Linked DNA regions of Homo sapiens: region 2 is linked to region 1. Evidence: chromatin loops called from intact Hi-C (ENCODE). Cell type or tissue: CD4-positive, alpha-beta T cell. All regions are shown on one strand. Links, peaks and the distances in the headings refer to the core of each region. The heading gives the core; the rest is flanking DNA.

What was found. Peaks named below come from ENCODE experiments on the same cell type or tissue, not always from the same donor. Only the 100,000 strongest peaks of a DNase experiment are listed, where the experiment ranks them.
Region 2: a loop joins it to region 1, with 6 times the contacts of the local background. A loop is called at or near these places in 2 of 110 quality-filtered maps.

What each region holds. Positions count from the first base shown.
Region 1 is chr7:75,525,238-75,530,720 of GRCh38, forward strand. It overlaps the pseudogene PMS2P3. Among named protein-coding and RNA genes, the nearest start is that of SPDYE5, 36 kb to the left of the region's middle. RefSeq lists a silencer at 2,536-2,685 and an enhancer at 2,802-3,096. In CD4-positive, alpha-beta T cell, for the core only: no CTCF peak of the experiment used is centred there; DNase peaks (open chromatin) are centred at 2,284 and 2,944; H3K4me3 peaks cover 2,231 bases; H3K27ac peaks cover 446 bases.
Region 2 is chr7:76,017,656-76,022,907 of GRCh38, forward strand. STYXL1 (serine/threonine/tyrosine interacting like 1) reads right to left here. Exons shown (of 9, transcript NM_001317785.2): 4 at 4,196-4,337. Among named protein-coding and RNA genes, the nearest start is that of TMEM120A, 26 kb to the left of the region's middle. RefSeq lists an enhancer at 1,540-2,041. In CD4-positive, alpha-beta T cell, for the core only: CTCF peaks have their summits at 2,661 (motif pointing left) and 2,860; a DNase peak (open chromatin) is centred at 2,646.

The DNA.
Region 1 (5,483 bases), core at 239-5,238:
TGGGCGTGGTGGCTCATGCCTGTAATCCCAGAACTTTGGGAGGCTGAGGTGGGAGGATCACCTGAGGTCAGGAGTTTGAGACCAGCCTGGCCAACACGGTGAAACCCCGTCTCTTCTAAAAATACAAAAAATTGGCTGCGCACGGTGGCTCACGCCTGTAATCCCAGCACTTTGGGAGGCCGAGGCGGGTGGATCACAAGGTCAGCAGATCAAGACCACGATGAAACCCCGTCTCTACTAAAAATACAAAAAAAAAAAAAATTAGCCAGGCGCAGTGGCGGGCACCTATAGTCCCAGCTGCTCAGGAGGCTGAGGCAGGAGAATGGCGTGAACCCAGGAGGCGGAGCTTGCAGTGAGCCGAGATCACGCCACTGCACTCCAGCCTGGGCAACAGAGTGAGACTCCGTCTCAAAAAAAAAAAAAAATTAGCTGGGCATGGTGGCGCATGCCTGTAATCCCAGCTACTCTGGAGGCTGAGACCGGAGAATCGCTTGAACCCAGGAGGTGGAGGTGGCAGTGAAGCAAGATCATGCCACTGCACTGCAGGCTGGGCAATAGAGCAAGACTGCATCTCAAGAAAAAAAAAAAAAGTATGAATCCTTACAAGCCTCTTAAAATGCATCATAAAATAAAGTTGAGGAACATATATACAAGCAGGAAAACTCACCTGCAATGTGTTCATTTCCTGTTGCTCTTGGAAACATGCAGAGACTGTGGCTGATAGACCTAGAGGGGCAGAAGCAGGTCACTGAAGTCATGAGGGCTCCGGCCTGCAAAGGCAGAAATCTCCTGCATTACGAACCACAAAAGAAAGCTCAAATAGGTTAACACCCTGTGAACACTCAGCTGCAAACACTCAGAAGGGCCTAAAAGAGTGATACAGGGTTTCACCACATTGGCCAGGCTGGTCTCGAATTCTGGCCTCAAGTGATCCACCTGCCTCGGGCCAACATGGCAAAACCCCGTCTCTACTTAAAAATAGCAAAAAAATTAGCCAGGCATAGTGTCACATGCCTGTAGTCCCAGCTACTCAGGAGGCTGAGGCACAAGAATCATTTGAATCTGGGAGGTGGAGGTTGCAGTGAGCGGAGACCACGCTGTTGCACTCCAGACTGGGTGAGAGATACTGTCTCAAAAAAAAAAAAAAAAAAAAAAAAAAGTGATAGGGGAAGCATGCACTTGTAACTTTGTAACTCTAAGATAATCAGATAGTAATTAGGTGAGTTAAGACTCTCATGGGTAACATGGTCTGCCATCAAGTACAACGTGCAAAAAGAAAAAAATTTCCCATTATACAGCTCATGATTTTTGTGGTTTGTTTGCTGAGACAGGGTCTCAATCTGCCACCCAGGCTGGAGTGCAGTGGTGCATTCACGGCTCTCTGCAGCCTCGACCTCCTGGGCTCCATCCATCCTCCCACTTCAGCCTCCTGAGTAGTTAGGACCACAGGTGCATCCCAGCATGCCTGGCTGCTTTTGTATTTTTTGTAGAGTCAGGGTCTCCCTATGTTGCCTAGGCTGGTCTCTAACTCCTGGTCTCAAGGGATACTCCTGCTCTAGGCCCGCAAAGTGCTGGGATTACAGGTATGAGCCACTGCATCCGGCCCGCGTTTTCTTATTGTCTCTCTAAACTGCTTAAAATCAAAGAAGCCATAGGAATTGAATATGTGAGCTCTCAGAAATGAAATGAATGTGTATAAAATATGGTTTTGTTTCTAAATTATCTAACTGAACTTGGTTATTGCTGCACCTAATAATCTTCTATTAAGAAAACTAGGATACGGGAGAAAGAGCACTGGCCTGGGAGATAAGACTCCTGAGTTCTACTATGAGTAATTCCATCCACAAAGCCAGTGACCTGGTCAAGTCACCCACCTGCTAAGGCCCAGTCTCTTCCCCTAGCAACTGAGGCAGCAGGAGAGAATCCCTGCAGGCTGTTCCTGCATTACTACGATTCTCCCAGGGCAGATCTAAGGGGCGAATCAGCAGACACTTAAATGAGAGAACAGAGGTGCTGAGGGACGTTTAGAGGCGGTCGAAATCTGGAGCACGGAGAGGAGGAGGAAGGGCTGTTAGGGGTTAGCGGGGAGTGGAGACGACGTCCGCAGCTGAGGGTGGTGACACCCTCCACGCCCCCGTAAGCCTCGTCCTCCCAGATCTTCCCATGCAGCGCCTGTTCCGTGCAGCCGGACCCTGCCCTCGAACCCAAACACACGTCTCTCCTGCAAGCGATCGGGACCCTCCCCCTGCCCCACACTCAAAGGTCCCCAACACACGGTGACTTCACCCAGGCCCTTCTCGCTCTGGGCCCGAAAATCCCAGACTTACCCTCCTGGGGCTCCGCAGCCTCTGCCCCCCGGCTCCCGAGAGGCCGGGGCGGGGCTGCTGTCGCTGGCGCGCGCGTCTGCTCGCGAGGTCCCCTCCTGTCCACCTCACCAAGGCTGTTCTGCTCCCGAGGGGCCCGGGCCGGGCCTACGGGGCAAATCCAGGCGGGTGTCCTTCTGGGGGCCCAGATCCGCCTCCCTGGGGCTCACCATACAGCGACGGCCTAGTCTAGGCCGCCAAGGACACATACGGGCCAGGCCCGGGTCCCGCCGCCCCTTCGCCTCCGCCGCCACTTCGCCTCCGCCGCCACCTCAGCCGACTCCCTCCCGGCCCCTCTGGCCCCAGCGCCGCCGACTCCGGGGCTCACGCTCCGGGGTCCCCGCTTGAGCCTCCACCCGGCCCGCGCGAACCCTGGTCTGCACAGCTCCGCGTCCGCCTAGGTGCTGGCCCGGGCGGTCAGCATCCAGCCCCGCAGGCTATGCGATGCTCGTCCACTGCAGGCCAAACCCTAGGAACGAGAGCAAGCGGCGACCTGAAGACTCACAGGAAGCGAGGGCAGTGCGGCGGCAGCGCGCATGCCCGAACACGCACGCCGGGAGAGGTGCACACGCGCAGGAGTGCACCGGAAGTCCGCCTCCCAGGGCCCACTGCTGGTCTCCGGACAAGTACTGGACTCTATTTCCCATGAGCCTATGCGCCTCACAAGTTTAGGGGCGGTTTTAAATGTCTCTACCCCGCCTAGAGGATAAGAAACTCCAGGCTATGAGCTTTGGCAGCCCTGAACACCGGACTGAACTTCACGTTTGTCTTTACTCCCTTTTAGTCCAGGGCTGCCTTACTGGGTCCTGGAGCCCAAGTCCTCTGGGTTAGAACCGAGTTTCCCATAAGGAGAAGGAAAGGAAAGGGTGTCTCTTGGTCACTGCGCTGAAATGCTAAGAGAAGTTTCACTCAAATACTAGGACAGGATAAATGCCCAGCGATGCTTTCCAAGGAACAAAAAGAAAAAAGAACTTGTAGCCGGGCGCGGTGGCTCACGCCTGTAATCCCAGCACTTTGGGAGGCCGAGGCGGGCGGATTGCGAGGTCAAGAGATAGAGACCATCCTGGCCAACATGATGAAACCCTGTCTCTACTAAAAATACAAAATTTAGCTGGGCTAAATTCGAGTTCTCTCGAATTCCACTTTTGCTCAGTTTTTCTTTGTCAGCACTCATTGTCAGGAGTGTTTAAGTGCTGTACCTGGATCCACTCACCTCAGCCTCCCATGTTGCTGGGACTACAGGTGTGCACCACCACACCTGGCTATTTATTATTATTATTTTTTGTAGAGATGGGGTCTCCCTATGTTGCCCAGAGTGGTCTTGAACTCCTGGACTCAAGTGATCCACTCACCTGAGCCTCCCAAAGTGCTGAGATTATAGGTGTGAGCCACTGTGCCCGGCCAACTACTGTTCTTTTTAAATTACCAGGTCTCAGGTACTGTTAAAGCAGTACAAATGAACTAAGAAACTGACTGTAGTAAAAATACATTAAACTTGGTTATTTTATTTTTTATTTATTTATTTTTATTATTATCATTTTTTTGATATGGAGTCTCACTCTCTCACCCAGGCTGGAGTGCAGTGGCGCGATCTCAGTTCACTGCAACCTCCACCGCCTGGGTTGAAGCAGTTCTTCTTCTGTCTCAGCCTCCCGAGTAGCTGGGTTTACAGGCGCCCACCACCACGCCCAGCTAATTTTTGTATTTTTAGTAGAGACGGGGTTTCGCCATGTTGGCCAGGCTGGTCTTGAACTCCTGACCTCAGGTGATCCGCCCACCTCGGCCTCCCAAAGTGCTGAGATTACAGGCGTGAGCCACTGCACCCATCCTAAAGTTGGTTATTTTATTTATTTATTTATTTATTTATTTATTTATTTTGAGACAGAGTTTCGTTCTTGTTGCCCAGGTTGGAGTGCAATGGCGCGTTCTTGGCTCATAGCAACCTCTGCCTCCCGGGTTCAAGCAATTCTCCTGCCTCAGCCTTCCGAGTAGCTGGTATTACAGGCATGCGCCACCACGCCCGGCTAATTTTGTATTTTTAGTGGGGGGGTGGGGTGGTTTCTCCATGTTAGGCTGGTCTTGAACTCCTGACCTCAGGTGATCCACCTGCCTCGGCCTTCCGAAGTGCTGGGATTACAGGCGTGAGCCACCGTGCCTGGCCTCAGTTATTTTAAATAGAGAAAATCCTCAAGGCTCCATTATGGACCCTTTTCTTTTCTTGTACTCTTTCCTTCTGTTATGGCTTTAGGTACGATTCAATTCCCATGACCTCTGACTTCTCTGAGTTAAACTTTGCATCTTCATGGGAATGTTTCAAAGGCAACTCAGCTGAGGCCAGGTGTGGTAGCTCACACCTATAATTCCAGCACTTTGGGAGGCAGAGGCAGGATGATTGCTTGAGGCCAGGATCTGGAGGCTGCAGTGAGTTATGACTGGGCCACTGCACTCCGGCCTGTGTGACAGCGCAAAATCTCCTGTCCCGGACTTTTTTTTTTTAAAAAAAAAAAGGCAATTCAGACCGGATGCCGTGGCTCACGCCTGTGATCCCAGCACTTTGGGAGGCTGAGGTGGGACGATCACTTGAGGTCAGGAATTCGAAACCAGCCTGGCCAACATGGTGAAACCTGGTCTCTACTAAAAATACAAAAAGTTAGCCGGGTGTGGTGTCGGGCGCTTGTAATCCCAGCTCCTTGGGAGGCTGAGGCAGGAGAATTGCTTGAACCCTGGAGGTGGAGGTTGCAGTGAGCTGAGATTGTGCCACTGTACTCCAGCCTGGGCAACAGAGTGTAGATTCTGTCTCAAAAAAAAAAAAAAAAAAGCAATTCAGCTCAAAACATAGTATCATAATATCTATGCTGAGCCTGGCCTTCTTCCAGGTAGATGGCACCACTAATTTCACAATCCAGAAACCCAGGACCCCTCCCTAAAAGCTCCTTCCCTAGCCCCCTTCTATGTAACCCAACTCCTGTCTGTCCATGTCCATTTTACCTGCCATGTGTCTCTCTGGCCTGCCATTTCTCCTGTCTCTCCTGCTACTATCCTGTCTCACATGCCATCACCCTTTGCCTGGACTATGACAATAACTTCCTTGTCGGTTTCCCCTGTCTACTCCAGCTCCAC
Region 2 (5,252 bases), core at 253-5,252, 490 kb after region 1:
CGGGTGCATCATCTGAGGCCAGGAGTTTGAGACCAGCCTGGCCAAGATGGCGAAACCCTGTCTGTACTGAAAATACAAAAAAATAGCCGGGTGGGGTGGTGCGCACCTGTATTCCCAGCTACTTGGGAAGCTGAGGGGAAGCAGAGACTGCAGTGAGCCAAGATCACACCATTGCACTCCAACCTGGGCAACAAGAGCAAAACTCCATCTCAAAAAAAAAAAAAAAGGCAAGACAGAAGAAAAAAGAAAAACTACCTACTACCTATTGGGTTCTATGCTCACTACCTGGGTGATGGGTTCAATATACAATTCAGTGACTTTTAGTATATTCAGAGTTATGCAACCATCCCCCACAATCAATTTTAGAATGTTTTCTTCTATTTTTAGTATTTATTTGAGACAGAGTCTCACTATGTTGCCCAGACTGGTCTCGACTCCTGGGCTCAAGCAATCCTCCCACCTCAGCCCCTCAAAGTGCTGGGACTACAGGTGTGAGCGACAGTGCCCGGCCTAATTTTAGAACATTTTCATCACCCCTACAAGGGACCCTGTACCACTAATCAGCCACACCCGTTTTTCCCCAAACTCCCAGCTCCACTTAACCACTCATTTCTATGGATTTGCCTATTCTGGACTTTTCATATAAATGGAATAATATGTGATGTTTTGCATCTAACTTCTATCACTTACCATGATCTCTTTAGTGTTCATCTACATTATAGCACATGTCAGTACTTTTATTTTTTTTTTTTTGAGACCGAGTTTCACTCTGTTGTCCAGGCTAGAGTACAATAGCACAAACTCGGCTCACTGCAACCTCTGCCTCCCAGGTTCAAGTGATTCTCCTACCTCAGCCTCCCTAGTAGCTGGGATTACAGGCACATGCCACCACGCCCAGCTAATTTTTGTATTTTTAATAGAGATGGGGTTTCACCACATTGGCCAGGCTGGTCTTGAACTCCTGACCTCAGGTGATCCTCCCGCCTTGGCCTTCCAAAGTGCTGGGATTACAGGCATTATTAGCCACAGCGCCCAGCCCCATTCCTTTTTATGGCTGAGTAATATTCCATTGTGTGGACAGACCACATTCTGTTCTACCTGTTTAGCTGCTGATAGACACTTAGGTTGTTCGTGCTTTTTGGCTATTATGAATAACACTGCTATGAACATTCATGTAAAAGCTTTGGTGTGGATGTGTTTTCATTACTTTGGGGTCTATATCTTAACCTTCTAAAGAAACACCACACTGTTTTCCAGTGACTGCACCATTTTACTTTCTGGTTCGCAGTGTATGAGGCTTCCAATTTCTCCATGTTCTCACCAACACTTATTATCATCTGTCTCTTTGATTATTACCATCCCAGTGGGCGTGAATAATATCTCAATGTGGTTTTGACATCAATTTAATCTTAAACACCTTCATTGATCTGCAGAATCACAATCAGACTGCATGTAAATTAGATATATGTGACAGGAAGTTTGCATAATTAAGGCTAAGCCAAGACATCCTTAAACCAAGATATCCTGAGGCCAGGTTCTGGCCCAGAAAGAGAAATAGTGTGTGGCAGACTTCAGAGAGCCAGATAAAAGGAGAAAGAAAACAGCATGAACTCTAACTGTTTTTTTCTTTTTTTTTTTTTTTTAAATACGTTTTTTTTAGAGACAGGGTCTTACGCTGTCAGCCAGGCTAGAATACAGTGGTACAGTCATAGCTCACTGCAGCCTTGACCACCTGGGCTCAAGTGATCCTCCTGCCTCAGCCTCCTGAGTAGCTGGTGCTACAGGCATGCACCACCATGCCTGGCTAAATTTTTTTTTTTGTATTTTTGGTAGAGACGGGGCCTTGCTATGTTGCCCAGGGTGGTCTCAAACTCCTGGCTTCAAGCAACCCTCCTGCCTCAGCCTCACAAAGTGCTGGGATTACGAGTGTGAGGCACCGTGCCTGGCTAACTCTGCTTCCATATTGAATTTTTGTTCAGGGAGACAAAGACACTTCCAGAAGGGGCTGTGGAGGATATAAGTGGCTGGGACCTATCTGAGAGATGGCATTGACAGGAAGAATCTGGAATCTGCAGCCAGGCTGAGAGAGAATCTGCAGCTCTCAAGACAGGAGCCAAAGCTCACCCCACAGGGCCTGGCTCAGAAGTCAGAGTTCAGGCCAGGCATGGTGGCTCATGCCTGTAATCCATGCACTTTGAGAGGCCAATGCAAGAGAATTGCTTGAAGCCAAGAGTTCGAGACCAGCCTGGGCAACAAAGCGAGACCCTGACTCAAAAAAAAAAAAAAAAAAAGAAAGAAGGGGGTGTTGAGAGAAGCCTTGAGATGGTCTTGTACCCCCAAAGACTTTTCATTGACCTGAAAGATGCCATTTGAAACAAGAAAAGTTGCCTTGAATGCACAAGTTGTGTGGTTGTGGTTTCCTGTGAATGGGGGCCCCATAGCAAAGTAAGGTCAGTTATAGAATGTAAAGGGGATTATCCATGTTGAGTACCATCTCCTAGGGTTTCAAGGCCTAGCCTACAGTCCTAGGATTGCAGACCAGAGCCCAACAGGATGAGCTTAGGGAAGAAGGGACAATTTCCTGGCCAAGGACCTCCTGGGACAAAAGTCCAGACAGCTGGTTTTATGAAAGGTGGGAGCATAGCGCCACCCCGTGGCAGTTGGTGTGAGTGCCCCCAGCTTCTGGAACGGCACCCACAGGTGCAGTTCTGATTCCTAGAAGCAGAGCTCCCAGTGCCAATGGCAAAGGGTGGTCAGCCCAAAACCAGGGGCTAATGAAGAACACAGCAGAGCCTCAGAGGTTCGATGGAGCACATTGGAACTGACCACGCTTTAATGTTCTGACTTGGGGCTGCATGCTCTCGTGCCACTACCCAATCCCTGGGGGACAGGACAGAGCCAAAAAGGCCTGGGTTTGAATCCTGGCCCCACCACTTATAGGTGTGGTGGTTTAAAAATATGTCCACAACACTTTTAAAAGCTTAAGTCTCAGGCAACACAGCAAGACCCAGTCTTTACAAAAAGTAAATAAATGAGCTGGGTACCTTATCTTGCCATATCACCCAGGCTGGTCTTGAACTCCTGGGCTCAAGTGATCCTCCTGCCTCAGCCTCCCCAAGTGCTGGGACTACAGGTATGAGTCACTGGGCCTGGCTTCCTCACAGCTCTTGATGTTAGTTAGCGTCCTTGTAAGCTGTTCTGCAGATCCAAGTAAAGCCCTTGGTTCCTGGTGCATGGCACACATGGAACTGTCCCCATAAACTTTGTGAAATCAGCAAAGAAGGGAGGGGAACAAATGAAAATAAAGCAAGCTTGCAGCACATTCAGCATTCATCACTAAGTCACCTTGCTTGCTCTCCAACCTGCTTGCTCACAGCTGTTTGATGTGTATTGTCCTAGAATCACATAAGACCCTGTTACAAGAATTTTTTTTTTTTTTTGAGAAGGAGTCTCGCTCTGTCGCCCAGGCTGGAGTGCAGTGGCGTGATCTCCGCTCACTGCAAGCTCTGCCTCCTGGGTTCACGCCATTCTCCTGCCTCAGCCTCCCAAGTAGCTAGCAGGGACTACAGGCGCCTGCCACCATGCCCGGCTAATTTTTTGTGTATTTAGTAGAGACGGAGTTTCACCGTGTTAGCCAAGATGGTCTCAATCTCCTGACCTTGTGATCCGCCCGCCTCGGCCTCCCAAAGTGCTGGGATTACAGGCATGAGCCACCGCGCCCGGCCAAGAATATAGTTCCCCTTAACTGCTCTGTAGGTGACAACTTGAACATCATGGAACACTGTTTTCCCTTTGAGATATTCTTTCAGGTCCCGCGTACTGATGAAACCACTGACATCAGCTGGTCTGACGGGCCCCACAGGAGCTGACTCACCAAAGAACGCAGTTTCCACGTCCTGATTATTTCATCCCCCTTTCCTCAACCAATCAATGACCCCAACTTTCCAGTCCCTCACCCTCCCCAATCCCCTTAAAAACCCCATTCCAAACTCCTTGGGGAAATGTATTTGAGGGCCTCCTCCCATCTCCTTGCTCGGTATCCAGTGATCATGAAGCTCTTTTTCTGACGCAAACCCTGCTGTCTCAGTGTCATTGGCCTGTTCCCGTGCCATGGGCATATGAACCTGTTGGTCCTATAACAAATTTGTTCAATAGCCGTTAACTATTATTCTTGCTGCTGTTGCATAAAACCCACCTTTGCCATCACCATCAGAGTCTGAATCATCATCATCATCTTTTAAGAGTATCTCCAGGGTGCTGCTGTTGTTATCATACACCACGCAGTACTTCACACACTCCAGGTCCACAGACTCCGGGAGAAGATATTCATTATTTTTCTTAAAAAAAAAAACACACACACACAAGAGAGGCCTGTTGGTGGGCAGGTTCGGTTGAGCAGAGACTCCCTGCATAGCAGCACTGGGAGGAGCTAAGACCGCACTCTCTCCCCTGACTATACACACAGGCCCAGAAGCACTGAGACAGTGGATGGAGAGTCTGTTAAATCCCAAGGATCCTCCACAACTGTGTTCCCTTCTGAGAAAAGCTGACCACAGCTGACTGGACCAGAGAGAAGTGCCTGACCAAAGAACAGCTGGTCTGCTGACTGATCCACAGCCTATTAGGTACCCTGGTGTCAGAGAAACCATGGTCAATTGAATTAGTGATATCCTTTCTCATGGGGAGAGTGTTTGGCAGTGGAGATTGAATCCAGAAATACCAGACTGGATGCAGTGGTTTGCACCTGTAATCCCAGCACTTCAGGAGGCCAAGGCAGGAGGATTGCTTGAGGCCAGGAGTTCCAGACCAGCCTGGACAACAGCAAGATCCCCGACTCTATGAAAAAAAAAAAAATACAAAAATGCCAGGCATAGTGGCATGCGCCTGTAGTCCCTACTACTCAGGAGGCTGAAGTGGACGGATCACTTGAGCCCAGGAGGCGGAGGCTGCAGTGAGCTGCGATTGTGTCACTGCACTCCAGTCTGGGTGACAGAGCAAGACCCTGTCCCAAAACAACAACAACAAGACAAAAAACACCCCAAAAAAGGACAGTAAGTAGACAGTGTGTAGAAGCAGAAGTCATGAGTGAGCAGAAGGAATGAGATAGACTAGAAGATCAAATGTGGCTGGCCATGGTGGCTCATGCCTATAATCCCAGCTACCTGGGAGGCTGAGGTGGGAGGATCGCTTGAGCCCTGGAGTTCAAAGCTGCAGTGAGCTATGATTGCACCACTGCACTCCAGCCTGGGTAA